2 separate regions of the Homo sapiens genome follow, and region 1 is linked to region 2. A link is a contact called in ENCODE Hi-C or POLR2A ChIA-PET data. All regions are on one chromosome and are shown on one strand. Each heading gives the region's core, a stretch centred on a gene start or an enhancer-like site at or near the end of the contact. The rest is flanking DNA. Distances are from core to core; before and after follow the strand shown. Region 1 holds the start of LINC02205 (long intergenic non-protein coding RNA 2205). Region 2 has its middle 190 kb from the start of TLE3.

Evidence for each region. Hi-C counts contacts between places; a loop is a spot of excess contacts on that map. ChIA-PET counts read pairs that join two places held with the same protein, here RNA polymerase II (POLR2A). Pooled maps may share reads with other maps.
Region 1: a loop to region 2 is called in a map of PC-9, with 5 times the contacts of the local background. The contact joins two enhancer-like sites. A Hi-C loop is called at or near these places in 1 of 168 maps with a recorded cell type or tissue (PC-9) and 1 of 50 pooled maps. POLR2A ChIA-PET finds 5 or more read pairs at or near these places in 4 of 52 experiments (Caco-2, HEK293, OCI-LY7 and 1 more).

Annotation. Positions count from the first base shown.
Region 1 is chr15:70,505,200-70,511,775 of GRCh38, forward strand. LINC02205 (long intergenic non-protein coding RNA 2205) reads right to left here and starts at 729. Exons shown (of 2, transcript NR_146562.1): 1 at 710-729. RefSeq lists an enhancer at 618-667. Within about 2 kb of position 4,587, at least 4 of the 41 ENCODE cell types and tissues checked have a DNase peak (open chromatin) inside an H3K27ac peak, as active enhancers do; they include PC-9, where a contact is called at or near this core.
Region 2 is chr15:70,285,399-70,292,887 of GRCh38, forward strand. No RefSeq gene overlaps it. Among named protein-coding and RNA genes, the nearest start is that of TLE3, 190 kb to the left of the region's middle. RefSeq lists an enhancer at 7,058-7,489. Within about 2 kb of position 4,278, at least 5 of the 41 ENCODE cell types and tissues checked have a DNase peak (open chromatin) inside an H3K27ac peak, as active enhancers do; they include PC-9, where a contact is called at or near this core.

The DNA of each region.
Region 1 (6,576 bases), core at 3,337-5,836, 220 kb after region 2:
CCACGGCACCCCAACACGGGGGCTTAGGGACTCCCACATCTCCATTATGAGGGCTCAGATTTGTGGGCCAAATTCAAGCCTGAAGCTTCTCTGTTATTTGGCTGCAAAAGAATTCCTGGTGGGAGTGAACACCACCCACCCCTAACAAGGTGTCAGCCCTTTACCTTCTAGCTCCTGCTGCTCCCAAACCCCAGAAAAACCCACTCTGATTTGGCCTTGAAAACCAGAACAGTGACCCTTGCTGGCAGCCAAATGTTTGCACCACAGGCTCTGACATCCAGGCGTCTTAGGGTTGTCTTAGACATCCAGACAGCAAGACAGGCAGTGGGCAGCAGACCAGAGGTGATTGAATGGCCAACTACACCCCATGTGAGAGCAAAGTCCATGAGGGATACCCCTCTCCCCAATTCTTCTGGGGCCTTCCCTCCCCATAACACTTCCATCTGCCCAGACAAGGGCTTCTGGTGCCAGGGGCAGCTCCCTTCTTATCCTTTATACTTGGCTGTTTGTGCAGACCACACAAAGATGAGTCATGCTGAAAGGCAGAACCTGCCCAGGGCTCCGTGAGTAATTTAGGCACTCACTCTACTTCTATTAAATCCCCTTCCCTTGAGGATATTAATGGGAAAGAAATCTGACTAAAGTAATTCACACTCAGGTGTAGCTGACTAATAGCACTATGCGGGTGGGGAGAGGTGGGGAGGATTACCTTTTAGGTGTCTTGCTAACCCCAGATAGAGGAAGAAATCTCAGGCAGTTGACCAACCCATGATATCAGCCCTGAAGGCAGCTTAAGAGAAAAGGCAGGGGGTTGCATTAGTTCCCCAACATCTCTGCCGGGAAAGGACCTCAAGATCCATTATGCATTTGTGAGGTTAATCACAGCATCATAGCTGCTCAGAGTCAGAAAGACCTCACAGGCCAGGCAGACCCCTGGGGTATGCAAATGTGTGCAAACTAACATCCAGATTGGCATTCATTATTCTGTGGTCACCAGCTGAGGGACTTCTGTGTGGAGCACAGCTACGCTGCTGGCAGGAGCCCTGATGTGGAGCAACAATATCCTACTGGAAATGCCCAGGGTGGCCTTGGAGAAACTCCAGAGGGGCACAGGGATTGGCCTGCTGGACCCAGCTCTGGAGGACCAGCCAGAGATGCACACACACTCACTCAAGATGAAGTGCAAGCCTGTGTGTTTTAGTAAAAGGCAAATCTGAAACCGCCTTTGCAAAAATCATAACTAAGGAAATTATGACAGTGAGAGAAACCTGACAGGGCTGACTCCATCTTGTCTCAAGCCTCACAAGTTGGCTCTCTTTGCTCATTCTTGGGCTTGGGCCAAGCTAACTCTGGGAGACATTTATAGTTTAAATAACAGCTCTTCCCAAAAGCTAACGTGTTCTTGTAAAACAAATAAAAGGCCACCAAGTTAGGATAAGAGGGGCTTGAATTCTAATTATTATCAGCTATTGTTCTGGAGGTCATAAGATTTACAACTTCTCCAATTACTCTTGAAGATAACATCACTGTTGTAGAACCTAACATTGGCCTTTTGAGATAACTTTTCAGTTTTTTGCATGTCTGGCAACCTGATGGCCCCAGCTGGACCTGCCAACCACTTCTGTGGCCCCCACCCAGGAACCGCCTCAGCATAAGAGGACAGCTTTGACTCCTTATGATTTCATCCCCAAGCCAACCAATCAGCACTCCTGACTCACTGTCCTCCTACCCACTAAATTATTCTTAAAAACACCGATCCCTGAATTCTCAGGGAGACTGATTTAAGTAATAATAAAACTCCAGTCTCCCGTACAGCCGGCTCTACATGAATTGAACTCTTTCTCTATTGCAACTCCCCTATCTTGATAAATTGGCTCTGTCTAGACAGCAGGCAAGATGAACCTGATGGGCAGTTACAAATCATGCAAAGATGATATGAAGCAAATTACAGGGGAATGACCACAAAACAATCACCATCTCTCCCTGCCTGGTAAGGGTCCTACAACCCTGACAGAGGCGGTATAGAGCGGCAAATCAGGGGGAAGGGATAGCCTCTCACCACACCCAAATGTCCTCCAGCACCATCCTCCTTGGTCTGTTGCCCAGCAGTGCTCTGGGCCAGATACCTGTGCTCGGCACTGAGGGGCACCCAGTGTGACTCAAGCAGAGTCTCTCCCCCAGAAGGGGTTACTGGAGCCACATGTCCAACCACCAGGTCAGGTGAGAACTGAAGCTCAGAACCTCCATGCCAGGATGGGTCTCCATCTGTCCATTATCCACTACTGTTGTGTAGACTGTGCAAAGATGAGTATCAGGCTGGGCGCCGTAGCTCATGCCTGCAATCCCAACACTTTGGGAGGCCAAGGTGGGTGAATCACTTGAGCCCAGGAGTTCAAGACCAGCCTGGGCAACAAGGAGAAACCCCACCTCTACAAAAAATACAGGCACACACAAAAAATTAGCAGGGTGTGGTGGCACGCACCTGTAGTCCCAGCAACTCAGGAGGCTGAGGTGGGAGGGTCTACTGAGCCTAGGAGGTTGAGGTTGCAGTGAGCTGTGATTGTGCCACTGCACTCCAGCCTAGGTGTCAAGATGAGACCCTGTCTCAAAAAAAAAAAAAAAAAAAAAAAGAAGAAAAGAAAAGAAAAGGAAAAGATGAGTAACAGCTCTCCAAGGCAGGGCTCACCCAGGGCCTCACAGATAACCACTCATGTTGAACAAACCTTGCCTCACCAGGCTCTTAAAAGTGAATTTCAACAGAGGGACAAGTGAATGGAATGAATAAATAAATATTTACCATGTAGTATGAGTCAGGCACAGCAAATAGGGTGTCTTGTTTACTCACAGTGGCCTTAGGAGGAAGGTATTAGCATCTCCAATGGACTATTGAGGAACTAAGACTCAAAAAGATTAAGTGCCTCACCACGTCACACAGCTAGAAATTGATATGACCTCCACATTCATGGAGAAGTGAGGGGAAGTGGAGGGAGCTAAGGTTAATGTGGGTGATGTCAGAGGTACTGGTGACTTGCAACTGCCCTCCCCCTCATCTGGCCCCTCCCACTTCCAGCATGCACTCTCTCACCCACCTCATGCCCCAGCACTCACACACAATTCATGCTGTAGAGCACAGTTGGGCAAGGCAAGTGGCAGCTTTGAGCTCCCTCTGGAAGGGGCAGGGGAGGGGGAAATCATGCCCTTAGAGGCCCCTCCCCAACCCCTCCCTCCCCACCCCCAATCTGCTGCAGCATCTGCCTCCCCAGTGTCAGCATCAAAGATTCATCAAAGCTGAAGCCCAGCAAAGTGTGTGCTTCACATCTCTAAATGTGCTTCTTCCCAATGAAAAATTCAGTGGAAAATGCAGGGAGTTAAAGAGGGGAGAAAAAAACAGATTTGAGAAGGAAACAGGGAAGGAAGAAGAGAAAAGAGAGCTGCCTCTGCACTGTGGTTCCACTGAATCCACCCACACTTACTGAGCATCTGCCTTATTTAGGGCACTGTACCAGGCACAGAGGTGCGACCGCCAAATACAGCCTCATAGGCTGCGCACTGCACAACTTTGGGGGAACCATTCCCAGAGATGCATTCTGGCTCCTGTCCAAATGGCGTGGGAGTCAGGAGGCCTGGGTGTCTGAGTCTGCTCCGCCACTCATTAGTCATCTAACATTCTTGAGTCTCAGATTTCTCACATCCAAGCCAGAGGTTCCAATACCCACCCCTCTCTTCTTCCAGTGCCCTGAGGAACATGTGCACAGGTTGTAAACTGTTGTGATAAAAAGAAAGTAGATAACTCATCCTACAGAGAAGCCCAAACAATGGGTTCAGGAAAAGAAGAGGAAGGGACCATTTCCAGTGGGGACAGTAGAGGGGGCTGCTTCCTGGAAGAGATCTTTGATCCCAGTTGTAAAGGATAAGGAGGAGTTCAGCAGACAAGCCACTGTGACAAATGAGCAGCTACTGCAGGTCCAGGCAGAGTGACAATGTGGGCAAACACCCAGATAGAGGAATGAACAACTTGGGCAGTGAAAGGGACTGTCTGGTTTGGCCCAGGAGGAGCTGGTGTAGGAAGTCCAACAGAAGGATGGACTTAGCTGATAATAAGATGAAAAAAGATTTTATCACTACAAGGAAGGCCTTGAGTGGCCTGCAGGTGTGGCAAGGAATCAGGAGATTGCTCGCCTCCACCTCTCATTGGTTTTGTCACTTTAGATGAGTCACAGCTTCCCTCAAACCTCAGTTTCCTCATCCATAAAATGAGGACATCAGACCAAGTGATCTGCAAGTTCCTCTTTTGGCTCATTTGGTCTGTACTTCTAGTTCTAAGAAGTTGTTCCGTTGGCCATGGGGGTATCCCAAGAAGCTCAGGTTGACAAGACTTACCCAGGGCTTCCTCATAGGGCACCCCCAACCCTACATCCTCATTTCAAATCAGTCTCTTGTTGCTGTGCTTTGGACAGAGGATCCTCCAAGTACATGTGAGTGAGCCTTCCTGGACGTGAGGCTTTACCTTCCTCTACAGTGGAGACTCAGCACAGCTCCCACCCCACCCGGCAGACAAGCCAGGAGCACCCACACCTAGAGCAGCCCTGAGTAAGCAAGCAGCACTCACAGCGCTGGTGTCACTAGCTTAGGCCCAGGAACGTCCAGGGTGAGCAGTTGTACCCCACAGGCTGCACACTATGCCCTGCACACCAGCATCCCCAGCCAGGTGTGACCTGAAGATAAGTCTCCACATCCTAGCCAGTCACATGCCTCTCAGACAGAACCAGAGTGACACTGTGAAATAACAGGTCCCTGAGCAACCTACACATGGGCAGGGCTGGGGAGCTTCCAGCTTCTGTGACTAAACCTTCCCTCTCCTCCCCTGTGGGAAGTGTGGTGCCTCCCCAGCCCAGCTCTGGGAGCAGCACAGAGGAGCGGTCTCTGGCTTGGGCCTTGGGGTTAGTTGTGTGAGCTGAGAGTCTCAACTCCACTCCTTGCTAGCTAGATAATCTTGACCTTGAACAAGTTCCTTATCCCTCCTAAGCCTCAGTTTGCTCTTACCTGTAAAATAGGAATAATAACATCCCTCTTGTAGGGTTAATGTGAAGATACAATGTGATCCTGCTTTTAAGGCACCCTACCCAGTGTCCTGCTCAGTGACCTGCTCATAATGAGAGTCCAAAAGATGGTAGAATTTGCTGGTAGAAAAAAATCAAGGAGGACCCTTCCTTAACTCGTTCTATGAAGCTGGCACCATCCTGATACCAAAATCTGGCAACGGCACAGTAAAAAAAGAAAACTATAGGCCAATATCCTTGAAGAACATAGATGCAAAAATCTTCAACAAAATACTAGCAAACCAAATCCAACAGCACACAAAAAAGTCAATTCACCACCATCAAGTAGACTTTATTCCTGGAATGCAAGGTTGGTTTAACATACACAAGTCAATAAATGTTATTCGCCCCTCATAAACAAACTTAAAAGCAAAAATCATATGATCATGTCAATAGATGCAGAAAAAGCTTTCAATAAAATCCAACATCTCTTTATGATTAAAAAAAAACCCTCAACAAACTAGGCATCAAAAGAACATACTTCAGAAGACTAAGAACCATCTACAACAAACCCACAGCCAATATCAAACAGAATGGGCAAAAGCTGGAAGCATTCCCCTTAAGAACAGGAATAAGACAAGGATGCCCACTCCCACCACTCCTATTCAACATAGTACTGGAAGTCCTAGCCAGAGCAATTAGGCAAGACAAAGAAACAAAAAGCTTCCAAGTAGGAAAAGAAATCAAATTATCTCTCTTCACTGACAATATGATTCTATACCTAGAAAGCCCTAAAGACTCTGCCAAAAGGCTCCTAGAACTGATAAACAACTTCAGTAAAGTTTCAGGATACAAAGTTAATATACAAAAACCAGCAGCATTTTTATAAACCAATAATATTCAAGCTGAGAGCCACATCAAGAACTCAATCCCATTTACAATAGCCACTCAAAAAAAAAAAATACCTAGGAATACATCCAACCAAGGAAGTGAAAGATCTCTAAACAGAACACTACAAAACACTACTGAAATACTGAAAGAAATCATAGGTAACACAAACAAATGGAAAAATGTTCCATGTTTGTGGACTGGAAGAATCAATACTGTTATAATGGTCATACTGCCCAAAGCAATCTACAGATTTAATGCTATTCCTATCAAACTACCAACATCATTTTTCACAGAATTAGAAAAAAATTCATATGGAACACTTACAACCATTTGATCTTTGACAAAGTCAACAAAAATAAGCAATAGGAAAAGAAATCCCTATTCAATAAATATTTGATGCTGGGATAACTGACCAGCTATATGCAGAAGAATTAAACTGGACCCCTACATTTCACCATATACAAAACTTAACTCAAGATGGATTAAAGACTTAAATGTAAGACCTAAAACTATAAAAATCCTAGAAGAAAACCTGGGAAATACCATTCTGGACATCAGCCTTGTCAAAGAATTTATGACTAAGTCCTCAAAAGCAATTACAACAAAAACAAAAATTGACAAATGGGACATAATTAAGGAACTTCTG
Region 2 (7,489 bases), core at 3,028-5,527:
AGATGTTAGGTTATTTTGTTTTATTTTTATTTTCTTTATATTCTGGCTATTCTACAAGAACATATACAGTCAAATGAAGACACTACAGCAATTTTTGCTTGGGGACATTTTCTCATGCCTTTCCAAAGCCCCTTCCTGTAAGTAAAGATCACACCTATCTCTCCTCCTGAGAGGTCTCAAGTGTTGCATTGGGACTCAGGAAATAGCTGTGGCCCTTATTCTGTCATCACCTGTTTTGGACACTCTGGGACTTAACTGGCTCCTTCAGAAAATGATTCTGTTATTTATTTCAACAACTTGAAAGGACTTTCATTGGCTTGTGATTATAGGCAAATACATGATCACTGGTAAAAATTTGAAAAATGCAGAAAAGCATATAGAAGTAAACACCACCCACAATCACATCAACCAAAGAGATCCACTGATACCATTTTGTTGTATTTCCTTCTAGTCTTTTTTCTGGGCAAAATGGGGGATTAGGACCTGGAGGCAGGCTTAAGTGTGGGTGCTGACTCTTCAGAGGCAGCCAGTGTTCTGGACCCAGTGCTGCCACTTACCAGCTGGGTGGCCTTGGCTGGGGACCCCACCCGCTCAGCCCGGTTCCTTATTTGTAATGTGGGAATGATCATCACAATGCCTTTCTCATACGGTATTAATGGAAATGAGGACTAGAAAGCTTCAGCACTATTCCTGGCACAAAGCAGAACATTATTGTTAGACTATAAACACTATTTTAGAACCCTTTCTCTCTTTCTGTACACCAGCCTCATATCACTTCTCCCATTGCAAGCAGTTGCCATGCGGATGACAGAAGATGAGGCAGTCGGTGACTCCTGGCTCTGGCTTCACACCAGAATTATCTGGGAGGCTTAGAAAACACTGGTGCTTGGGCCCCACCCCAGCCTAATTAAATAAGAATTGTGGGGGTGGGGCCCTGGCATTGGTTTTTCTGGAAAGCTCCCCAGAGGATCCTAATGTGAGCCCTGGCTGAGCACCACTGGTGCATGTCAAAGTGCTTTAGAAAGGCCAGAGAGCTACATAAACAAAGGAGTTATTATTATTCATTAAGGATACTTCTCTGGGGGTGGAAATGAGTTCATTGACTCCTCCTCACTCTCACCTGATCCTTCTAGTGGGACACGTTGGCAGAATCACAATCTCCTGCTCAGAGTGGGGCTTTAGGGCTCATAAGGCATTCTTACCACTTCTGGAGCTGAGGGCTGCATGGTTTTCTGAAGTGTCGACGCTGTCCCAGGCACTGTGCTAAGCTGAGCACTTCACATGCAGAACAAGGGAAAAGGCACTTCTTCACATTGCACCAGCCTCTACAGAGGGCACTTGGTAACATTCATCAAAAATGTAATATGTACACACCAATGCTACTCCCAGATATAACTAATGGAAATGAGCTTTAATTAGTGCTCCCCCAAAGAATGTATATGGCAGCATTATTTACAATAGCCTAAAACTGGGAGCAACCCAAATGTCCATCAAGGGTTGAATGAATAAATAAGTTGTAATATAGTCATACAATGAAACACCAGCCAGCAATGGGCGGGGGGGGGGGAAGCTACTGCTAAACACGACATGGGACATGGGGTGAATTTCACTAATGACATCTTTTTTTTTTGTTTTGGATACAGGGTGTCACTCTGTCTGTCACCCAGGCTGGTGGAGGGCAATGGCGCAATCTCAGCTCACTGCAACCTCCACCTCCCGGGTTCAGGAGATTCTCTTGCCTCAGCCTCCCGAGTAGCTGGGATTATAGCTGTCCACCACTATACCCCACTAATTTTTGTATTTTTTGGTACAGATGGGGTTTCACCATGTTGCCCAGGCTGGGCTCGAACTCCTGACCTCAAGTGATCTGCCTGCCTCGGCCTCCCAAAGTGCTGAGATTACAGACATGAGCCACCGTGCCCAGCCCACAGATGTCATCTTGAACAAGAGAAACCAGATACAAAGAGTACATCAATTCTTTATGATTCCATTTATACAAAATTCAGAAACAGGCAAAACCAATCCTGGTGGTAGAGGTCAGACTAATAAATTGCCTTGGTACAAATAAATTGTCCTGGATATCCACCAAGACAAGCCATGAGATGGGGCTGGAAACATTCTATGGTAACCTACACCTTCATGTGGGTGGTGATTGCACAGGTATATACACAGCCTGTGTATCACATGTATCAAATTTATTTGGCTGTACACTCTTCTTTTTGCAAGTTAAATTTCAAATCAAATTTTTTAAAATGCAAATAAAATTGCATATATCCTTGACCCTCATGGCTCCATGTCTAGAATTTCTTTTTCTGTGGGTGTATTTGCACAATGAGGATACTACATAGGTACAAGATTATTTATTGTAACACTTATTGTAAGAGCAAAAAATTAGCAAGAAACAAAAATGTCCATCAATAGGGGCAGGTTAGATAAAGTACGGCTCTTTACCATGCAGCATGACACCGCCATGCAAAAATAGAAACAATCACCAGCATATGTTCTTAAAGTGAAATAAAAAGCAATGTGCAGAGATGCATAAAGAATGGGCTATCCTTGGGGTTAAAAAATATAAAGAGAGAGAGAGAGAAAGAGCTTAGTATATGTAAGAGTAAAATGAAAAAGCTCTGGAAGGACTTATAAGAAACTAGAGATTAGTTGACCATGAAGAGGGGACCTGGGTGGCAGGATAGGGTTGAAGGAAACTTTTCACTGTATATTTTTTATGCATTTTGAATCTTGAACCTATTAAAATTTCTTTTAAAAAAAATCTAAAACAGCCAGCCCCACATTCACCTTCTTCAAGGCCTATTGCTGTGATACAATTCCAACGTTCACCTTGGCTAATACAATCCCAAACCTAGCCCCATTGCCCCCGCCCTGCCATCCCTTCAATACTCTACTTCCTGATGCCTTGAACATGTGACATGACTCTCATACCTTCCCTAGGCCTTTATATCTGCCGTTCTCACCTTGGGATATGCCCCATTTCTGCCAGGTGTCACCTCCTCCAGAAAGTCTTCCCAGACTTCCCCAGACACCTCCGGGCTCCTGGAGCCCGTATTTTTCATATATCATTTCTCATGTGTCATTTGTCATACAGTTCACAATAATTGGTTTCCAGGCCTATGTGCCTTACTGTAATGTCAGCACCCAGCATAGTGCCTGAAAGTAGGGATTATGGAATGAATGAATGAATGAATGGGTGGTTTTTACCAGGATGGGAGCTGAGGAACAGCTTTTGTCTTTTACACATCCTGTTGAGTTTCCAAATTCTGTATAAGCATGAGCTGTGCCTCAGTTTTCTCATCTGTAAAATGGGAATAATAACAGCTCCTACCTCACAGAATTATGTAGTGAGGATTAAATGAGTTACTACAGGTAAAGCATGTAGCAGTTATTATTATTTCCAAATCACGATATTGTGATAAAGGAAGAAAATATATTCCAGTGAGTCTGAATCCAGACCCCCAGGCAGTGTCTCCATGACTAACTTTTCTTTCCTGTGACTTTTCAACAGACTAGGGCAGGCATTGTAGTTGAGGGCTGGCAAGGTTGTCAAAGGCCCCTGATCCTCCAGACTTCAGAACCCCTTTTCAGGCCTCTCTCTCCCGTCAGTGACTACACTGGGTAGGGTGGAGGAGCGGGGAGGATCATTTAAATGAGAAGCCCAAGTCAGAACACAGCACAGTCTCAATGGGTGAGTTGGACAGTTATACGTCAACCTCCAAATCTGACCATGGAGAGAGAATTGGGGGCACAGACCTTTCTTTGAGTGTCTTCAAGCCACCCCCCCCCCCCCATAGATCCCTGCCTGGAATGAGTCAGGGGAATGTCTTCGCCTTGCTAAGGTCCAGTGTCCTCATCTGCCAAGTGAGGATAGTGACTGTAAGCAGGAAAGGAAATGACAATTCAATGAAACCATGAGGAAAAGAGCTTTGGAACCGGTAATGCATTGGCAGAGGTTAGCAAACGGTCAGCCTGAGGGCCAGAACATTGATTTGCATTTGAATTACATCGGACACATCAGGACTCTCCAGTTGCCCCAGTCCCCACCACTCCCTGTTACTTACTCCAGCCTGCTCCACACTTTCACTCCTGAAGGCATGTGAGTTTGCCACCCTTGCTACACAATATTAGTTACCAAGGTGCCTGCTCTTCTGTCAACTGCCTGCCTTGAAGAGGCAGCCAGCAGGGGAGAGAGGAGGTGTGACTCTTTGAATGCCTGGGGCCACTCTGCTCCACCTGTCTTGGCACTCCACTGAGGTCCAGGCCAAAGCCCCATCAGTCTCAGCCCCAGTAGTTTTCCATGAGCTGAGAAGTCGCCAAACCTGCATGCTGCCAAGAAGACATGCCTTCCTTTAGCCTCTAGGTACGGAGAATAAATCTGCAGTCTCCTAAACTGCCAAATTCCTGGTCTGCTGGAGTCTGGGAGGCTAAATGGTGCTTACTAGTCTGGCTCCCAGATGCCCCAAATTCCACCATTATCAACACATTCCTCCATGTTAAGCATTGCGCTGTAAAGTTCAACGATCTAGTGGGAGGGGCAGGAGAGTGAGTCCAAACTAGGCTGGAGCAGATCTTTAAGGATAAGCTTCGGAATGGGGGGAGGCAGATTCTGTAAGCTGAAGACAGAACTGGTGGAGGAAGGGGAGAGGGAGAGAGAGACGGTGAGGTGTTTGAAGAGGAAGTTCCCAACCTTTTCAAGGGCAAGGGTGAGACAGGAAGGGAAGTAGAGGAGGAGAAGAGCCAAGAAGCAGGGTGGGCACCCAGGCCAGTATGGACAACCAGTCCCATGTTGGGAGCCGGCAGAGTCCACTGTGTTGTTTGCTAAGTGAGCAAATGACCTCCTGCAGGAACAGACGTGGCTGAAACCACCCCAAATTGCTCTCCCCAACCCCTTCTCCTGCTCTCTTCCATCCAACCCCCATACAAACAAAGGAATATCAAATGTCCCCTTGCTAGGAGGATTCTACTCCCACTGGGATAGAAAAAGGATATGTCGGACCCCCGGATCAGAGCATATCATCTGCTCTCTCATCGAAGGCAGGGATAGGCTTATAGGCCCCAGGAGATCACCCCAGGTCTGAGGACCTGTAGGTCTCATCGGCAACCTCCAGCCCAGGAGGAGCCACCTTTCTTAGGGTCTGTTCTGACAGCAGACCCTGACACATGCCCTTTTGTCCTCAGGGAGAAAGAGTCTTTGGGAGTAGAAGGGGAGTGAGGTGGAGAAATTCAGCTGCCTCCAGATTCCTTGACTTCGCTGTGTGGATCCAGGCAAGACACAACATCCATCCTCAGTTCCCTCATCTGCAAAATGTGCACAGCTATAGTATTTGCTTCATAGGGCTGCTGAGGATTCAAGGAAGGGGCTCTAGGGTAGGGATTTGAGTTGAACCTGATAGGATGGACCAGATTTTGATGGGTGTTTCAGGCAGGGAGCCAAGGCTGAGGGCAGGGGCTGAGGAATACAAGGCATGTCTGGGGCATAGCCTGTGGTCAGAGAAGAGAATTCTGGAAAGGCAGGCTATGGCTTTATTACCGAGTATCTTCACTGCCCAGCTAAGGACCCTGGACTTGATCCCATAAGCAGCGGAATGCTGTTGAGGGATCCTTGCATCTAATAGAGGCTACCAACGCCCGAGGGCGTGATTTGTTCCAGGCCCCAGGGGACGCTTGGTTGCAGTTTTATCTGTCAAATCAGTCAGAGGGAGTCCCCTCCATTAGGGTCAACAGTGACCCCCAACCCCTTCCCTTCTGCCTCTTCTATTTCTAGGACCTGACAGTGACACAAGATAGACCTGGTCTCAGACATTGGTTCTGTCACATCAGTAGGTGACTGGGCAAGACCCTTAACCATAGGAACCTCAGTTTCCTCATCAGAAATATGGGGGAATAACATTGTCCTCACAGGGTTGTGAGAATGACATGAACTGGCTCATGTGGGGTCCAGGCCCAGCCACCCCCTGGCAGATGCTGGTGGTACCAGACATGTCCTTTTCCTGCCGAGCGGGCAGGGCTGCTGGCAGCAGGCAGCTTTCACACTAATTGCCCACAGCCTTCTCCTCTGTGGCTCTGCGAGCAACAAGACAGCGAATGACCCGTGACTGGAAATCTCGAGGCCAGGCTTAGGCCTATTAGAAAAATATGGAACAATTATGAATGGCAGGAAAATTGTTTTTCTTTGTTTGCTTTGGCAGAGAGAAGAAAACCCTCCTGGAGCCTGGATTTAAGGTGGGGAGAAGACAGGGAGGAGACTGCAGTGTGTGCCAAGTGTCCTGGGAAAAGAACTCATGTTTTTTGTGGCCCTGCTAAGGCATGGTGCAAGACACCTTCATCGATGCAGCAGGGGCTCCCCAAGCACCTTCTGCACACCTAGCGCTGATCTGGGGGCAGGGACACAGCCAGACTGTCTGCCCCAAATCTGGGTTAGTCCAAAGTTGGAGCAGACAGACAAGGTCCCTGCCCCCAGGGAGGAGGAAAGGTAAGATGAATGAAAGCAAACAATAAGGAAGAATCTCAGCGATGACTGCTATGAGAAAGTGGAGCCAGGTGAGCTGTGAGGGAGGGGCATGCACTAGGGGCTGGCGGGGGGTACCTGAGAGAGGAGATCTAGCCTGCCATTCCAAATGGGAAGAGCATTTTGGGTGGCAGGAACTCTGCCAGAATGCTCACCTGCACCCTGGCCTCTTGGCCTCACCCGAAGCCTAGGCTCTGAATTTTGTTTTCCCCATTGTACAGGCAAGGAGACTGAGGCTTAGAGAGAGAAAGTGCTTTGCGCAAGGCCCAGGGCAGTGGGAGGATTGGAGCCAGCACTCTAAGGACTGCAGTCCTTTCTGCGTTCTAATCTTTGTGCCTTGGATCCAGACCAAATGATCGGGTAATTGACACGTCACTTCTTCCCAGGCCCAGTGAAGGGGGAAAGTTGGTGTGACGTTTTCCAGATCCTCCGCAGGAATGGCCCACAAGACCCAGAGCCTGGCAAACTGCATGGGCAGTGCCCAAAATTGCCACCCCAGGAGCAGAGGCCACTGATGTGCAGCAGTTCAAATGTTGCCCTAGAAGGTGCTTCTCCAGGACTTCCCCTGCGAGCCTGTGTGGCAGGAAGCAAGACAGGATAAGGGCAGGTGTCTGTCTGCCTGAGCAGCATAAACCGGGGAACCTTCCGCCGTGCACAGACCTGTCTACTGGAGGGCTCCTGGCTCAAAGACGGACTGGCCAGGATCCCAGGGGATCCCCCAGCACCTAGTCTCTGTGGTCTGAGAGGTACAGGAATATTTGGGAGTGGTGAGTTCCCCCTCCCTGGAGGTGACCAAGCCCAAGCTGAAGGGGAACCCTGCATAGTTAATGGCCACCCTCAGCCCTCCAGCCCCTTTTATGGGGTTAGTCCAGAGTTGGAAGCATGTGAGCCCACAGGGCATGGAAATGTGCAGAGGGCTCTGCAGACCTGTGGATTCACACTGACGATTAGGTGATGGGACCCTGGGGA